Regions from separate parts of the Mus musculus genome. Here region 2 is linked to region 1. Evidence: chromatin loops called from intact Hi-C (ENCODE). Cell type or tissue: left cerebral cortex. All regions are shown on one strand.

Region 1 (2,500 bases):
CCTGCACCGGACGAGGCTCTGAGTTCCACCTGCAGGACAGGCGCGGAGATGAGCCACCAGGCTGGGCCTAGCACCTTCCGACGCCCTCCAAGTCCCAATTCTTACGGTTCCGAGCCACCGCGCGTAGCCTCCAGCGCAGCTGCTGCCTCCATCACTTTCCCCTGCAGCTCCTGAAGGATGGCAATAGGGATTCAGGGCAGAGGATGCGCTACATCGCGAGTCAGAGAGTAAGGAAGAAAGAGTCGAGGCCGCAGGGCATTCGAAAGAGAACCGCTGTCAGAAACGAGGGGTCACACCTGCAGGACTCCACTCTGCTCCTGGAAGCTGGCCCAGGCCTCTTCTGTCCGCTGCGCACCCTAGAAGCCAGGGGCTTGGTATGAGCATCGCAATGACAGGCCCTCCCCACACGCCTTCCCCCCCCCCCCCAGAGTCCAGCGCCATTCGCACCTGCCGCAGGTCCTCTGCCTGCATGCTGAATTTGGCCTCCGCCAGCTCCAGATGTTTCTTCGGGAGGATTCAAGTGATGTCAAGAACCTGAAGTCCTCGCACACCACTGGGCCTCGAGGCTCGGTCCCCGGCCTTGAAGGCTGATACTCTGCCCACAAATGCACATAACCCTGCCCACAGCCATACTCCGCCCACAGCCCCGCCCAAGTACCTGCAGCGCCACAAGCTGGTTCCCTAGTTGCTGCTCCGCTCGCTGTTGACTTAGCTGCTCCCCTCCATAGTAGAAAAGCTGGGGACCGAACTCGTGAGTGCCTGGCTCAAGGATCTTGGGGACTAGGGCATGATCTGAGACACTGCACGTACCTGACTGGACAGTTCCTCCCACTGTTCCTGCAGCTTCCGATTGTGTTGCTCCTGCGAACAGGGTCCAGGCTGTCTAGGCCCCTCCTCCAGCCTAGCCACCCCGGGAGCCGCCTCTTGCTCTTGCCCGCACCAGGTCCTGCCGGTGCTGCTCCGCCGCCTCCAGCAGCCCACGAGCCCGCTCCGCACGCTCCCGTGCCGCCTCACATGCCTCGCCTCGAATGGCTCGTGATGCTTGACTTCGTCTCCGCTGCAGGCTACACGGGGGAGGGGGAGAGGGGGCGGAGAATTGGTCTGGGATAAAACCAGGGAGCAAGATATTTTGGGAAGGAGCCGCCACCAGCCTGAGAGTTCCAGACTAGGGTCCCACTGCCTGGAGCGAGACTGCCAACAAGCCTGCCGGGGCCTCGGTGCCCTCGCACCTGCGCTCGCGCTCCCGCAGCTCCTCCAGGCGCCCGGTGAGGCTCTCGCTCTCGGCTTCCAGCCCACGCACCAGCTCTTCTAGCTCCTGCTTCCGCAGGCGGCCATCTCGGTTGTCCTTCTGCAGCTGCAGCAGCTGCTCCTGCGGCTCAGTCATGGCTCCAGAGCTCCGCCCCGACCTCCACCGCCTGGGTAACTTGGTGGCCCGCGTCACAATAGGCAGCAGAGGGCGCCCGAACCCAACCGAGACGGATCACGCCCGACCAATTCAGGTATACAAAGCCGGGCTTGGTTGCCCACATCTGTAATTCTATCTCTTGGAGGTGTGAGGGCACGAAGATCAGGAGTTCAAGGTCATCCTTTGCTACATACGGAGTTTGAAATTAGCCAAGGCTACATGCGGACCTGTCTCAAAAAAAAGAAAAACAAAACAAAAAACAAAAATATCACAGTCCAGATCTGATTGGTAAAAAGTTACTAAAGTTCTAAGGAAGGACCAGACTTGATGGTCCGTACCTTGTAATCCCAAAATACTAGAGGCTGAGGCAAGATCACCTAGAGTTCAAGGTCAGCCTAGAGGTCTAAACAAGACCCTGACTCAAAAGAAAATGAGGGCCGGGTGTGGTGGCCCACGCCTTTAATCCCAGCACTTGGGAGGCAGAGGCAGGCGGATTTCTGAGTTCAAGGCCAGCCTAGTCTACAGCCTGAGTTCCAGGACAGCCAGGGCTACACAGAGAAACCCTGTCTCGAAAAAACAAACAAACAAACAAAAACCAAAGAAAAAAAGAAAGAAAAAATGAGAGGGTTTGAGAGATGGCTCAATGGTTAAGAGCACTGACTGCTCTTCCAGAGGTTCTGAGTTCAATTTCCAGCAACCACATGGTGATCCACAACCATCTATAATGGGATCTGATACCCTCTTCCGGTGTGTCTGAAGACAGCTATAGTGTGTGAGTGTGTGTGTATGTGTGTGTGTAATCTTTTTTTTTTTTTTTTTTTTTAAAGAAGGACTGAAGACATGGCTCAGCGGTTAAGAGTATTGACTGCTCTTCTAGAGGTCATAAGTTCAATTCCCAGAAATCACATAGTGGCTCACAACCATTTGTAATGGGATCTGATGCCCTCAAGACAGTGACAATGTACTCATATAAATAAAAATAAATAAGTCTTTAAAAATAAATAAATTAGCCAGGCGGTGGTGGCACACGCCTTTAATCCCAGCACTCGGGAGGCAGAGGCAGGCGCATTTCTGAGTTCGAGGCCAGCCTGGTCT
Region 2 (2,500 bases), 67 kb after region 1:
TTGCAACCCCTGCATCTCTTTCCCGGAAGTCCTAAGGTCACTTAGGGCTTTATTCTTGTAGTGCTGCAGCTGCTGCCGCCTGTCTTGCGCATATCCCTCTTGTTGCAGCAGCTGCTCAGCCAGCAGGCTAGTGGCTTCGAGTTCCTGCCTCTGCCTCGTGTGACTTTGCTGCCGGGAAACATTGCTGTTCTCATCTGCCATCTTCTTCATCCAGTTGGCCAGGGCCTGCAGCCGTGCATTCTCCTCTGACAGCCTGGCGCCTTTGTGCAGCGCGGCCTGCAGTTGTGCCTCTGTCTCCTCGTAGCGCCGCTCAGCTGCGGCTGCCTGAACGCTCAGTTCCTCGCATTCCCGCCGCTGTAAACCCAACTCGCGTTCCAGCGCCTGCACCTGGTGCCGAGTTATCTCCGAGGGTGTGCTGGGTCTGCCCGCGTCTGCCCAGGCGCCTGCTTTACTCTGATGTAGAGTCAACTGTCTTTGCAGGCGCAGCACTTCCCGCTGAGACTCACGCTGCAGCCGGTCCAAGTCACTGATGTTGCACCATTGCGCGCACGTGGCGCCCTCTTCAGGATGCGAGGAGCTGCCAAGGTCCGCGGCGATGCGCGCCTGCAGCAGGTGGCACTCCCGCCTCAATGCTTCGATCTGTAGATCCTTGGCTTGCAGCGCGCCAGCCTGTTCTGACAGGTCCTGAGCACGCTGGCAGGTAAACACTTGGCTCAGGTCCAGACCTTCGAGGCTCTCACCTGGCACTGGAGCACTCATGGCCCTCAGATTGGTCTCCTGAAGCTTGCGGGCCCTGTCTTCAAGGCGCTGAGCGAGATCGGTCAGCTCTGCGTGCTTCACCTTGAGCCATTTCACTTTCTCTCCTGCCTCCTCGGAGAAGCCTTTACGCCGCAGATGCAAGTTTTCTTCGCGCAGGTCACAACAGCGGCGAACCAGCACCTGCAATGCCTCGGCCAGCTCCGAGTTCTGCCTCACCAGTTCCTGGTAGTCCAGACCCGGAGGCGAGGAGGTCGAGGCTTCGCAGGGCTTGTTCTCGGAGCTTTCTTTCTGCAGGTCATTAGGTTTCCTATGTATTGATGGTAGCTGAGGCGGCGGCTGGGGACTGGAGGTGTCTGGAATAGACGCGCTGGTCGCAGGGGCCCTTACCTCGGATTCAGAAGCCTGGGAGCAATTCAGTGTGTTGTCCAGTGAGCAGGAATGTGCTGTTGCCAAAGATTCGAGGGAGCCGGCGCGCGTGGGCAGCAGGTCGTTTGGAGAATGAACCCGGACGCCAGTGTTCAGGCTTTCGAGGGATCCGAGTCGACGAGCAGGCTTTGGGGTGCCACCAGTGTTACTCTGGGCTTCTAGGGGCGGCTCTTCCAAGGAATGCGTGGCTTGGGGGTCCGCGGGTCCCGGTAAAGCCGGCTGCCAGCGGAAGTGCTCTAGGATGTATTTAAGGAATAGCTGGCGCTCCACGTCTAGCGCCGCCTGCAGGTGGCGGATGCGCGCGGCTTGTTCGCCGTCGGTCTCCCAGCGCAGCAGCGCCAGCACTTCCTGCAGGCGACAGCGGCATTGTGCCGCGGAGGCTTCGGATGCCCCTGAGCGGCTGCAGTAACCACGGTTCACTAGCTCCTGGGCCAGCTGACGCTGAAGCTCCCTTGCCTGGCGCAATACAACATCGCGCTCCTGGTGTAGCAACTGCTGCAGCTGCCGCATCTCTGCCTCCTTCCAGCGCAGCAGCTGCCGGATCTCGGCCTCACGCTCGCGCTGCACCTCCTCCTGCAGCTGCCGCAGCTCCCGGAGGCGTCGTGCCTCCCACTTGGAGCGCAGATGGTCAGCCAGCTGCTGCCGCTCCTGCTCAGCCGACTCCCGCAGCTGGCGCGTCTGGGTAGCGAAACGCCTCCGTTCCGACCGGCCGCGCGCGCGCTCGCCCTCCAGCTCTGCCCGTAGTTTTTCTAGCTCTCGTCTCTGCTCCTCCAGCACTGCGGCCGCTGGGCCGGGGCTGCTTGGCTTCTTGGGCGACGCGCGGCCACCACCCAAGGGGGTGGGTGAGTCCTTTGTCATTGTGGCCGCAGCCCGGCAAGAAGCCAGAGAGATAGTTTGGTATTGGTAGGCCAGTTAGCCAACGGCCTCCGCCCCCGGCCGCTGCCAACCGCCCCACGCGCCCCTTCCGGCGCCCCTAGGTGCCCTCCGCGCGCCTCTTCCGCCTTGGGGGCGATCTCCCTTATAACCTGTCGCCTCCCCACAGATTGAGTGCCTTTCGCTTCTTCCTAAACTCCTGAGACCCCTTTCAAACTAGCCTCTGAACTTCCCCGGATACCCCGGGCATATTTCGGAGCCCACACATATCTGCTTTAGGGCTTTTGTGACCTGTTCCACTTTCGCCCTGGCAGTGTGCAATCCTTTCCAGAATTAGATCCCCAGTAGGGTTCCTAGATGATCGCTGATCCTGGGCCTGAGTAAAAATGGATTCTGGTCAGATCTCACCTGGCTCTACTAGGGTTTCTGGTCGAGTTTTGAA

The links. A loop is a pair of places that touch in the nucleus more often than their neighbours do. Peaks named below come from ENCODE experiments on the same cell type or tissue, not always from the same donor. Only the 100,000 strongest peaks of a DNase experiment are listed, where the experiment ranks them.
Region 2: it touches region 1 in a loop (5-fold over the local background); 41 of 42 quality-filtered maps call a loop at or near these places.

The regions. Positions count from the first base shown.
Region 1 is chr16:17,275,198-17,277,697 of GRCm38, reverse strand. Tmem191c (transmembrane protein 191C) reads right to left here and starts at 1,398. Exons shown (of 10, transcript NM_177473.3): 1 at 1,230-1,398; 2 at 941-1,064; 3 at 811-861; 4 at 659-736; 5 at 448-504; 6 at 297-356; 7 at 106-170; 8 at 1-29. The coding sequence starts at 1,384. In left cerebral cortex, a CTCF peak has its summit at 1,449 (motif pointing right); DNase peaks (open chromatin) are centred at 710, 1,048 and 1,397; H3K4me3 peaks cover 1,680 bases; H3K27ac peaks cover 1,650 bases.
Region 2 is chr16:17,208,257-17,210,756 of GRCm38, reverse strand. Rimbp3 (RIMS binding protein 3) reads right to left here. Exons shown (of 1, transcript NM_001033338.3): 1 at 1-2,500. The coding sequence starts at 2,043. Among named protein-coding and RNA genes, the nearest start is that of Rimbp3, 1.4 kb to the right of the region's middle. In left cerebral cortex, CTCF peaks have their summits at 567 (motif pointing left) and 1,472; DNase peaks (open chromatin) are centred at 556, 1,551 and 1,746; H3K4me3 peaks cover 2,160 bases; H3K27ac peaks cover 741 bases.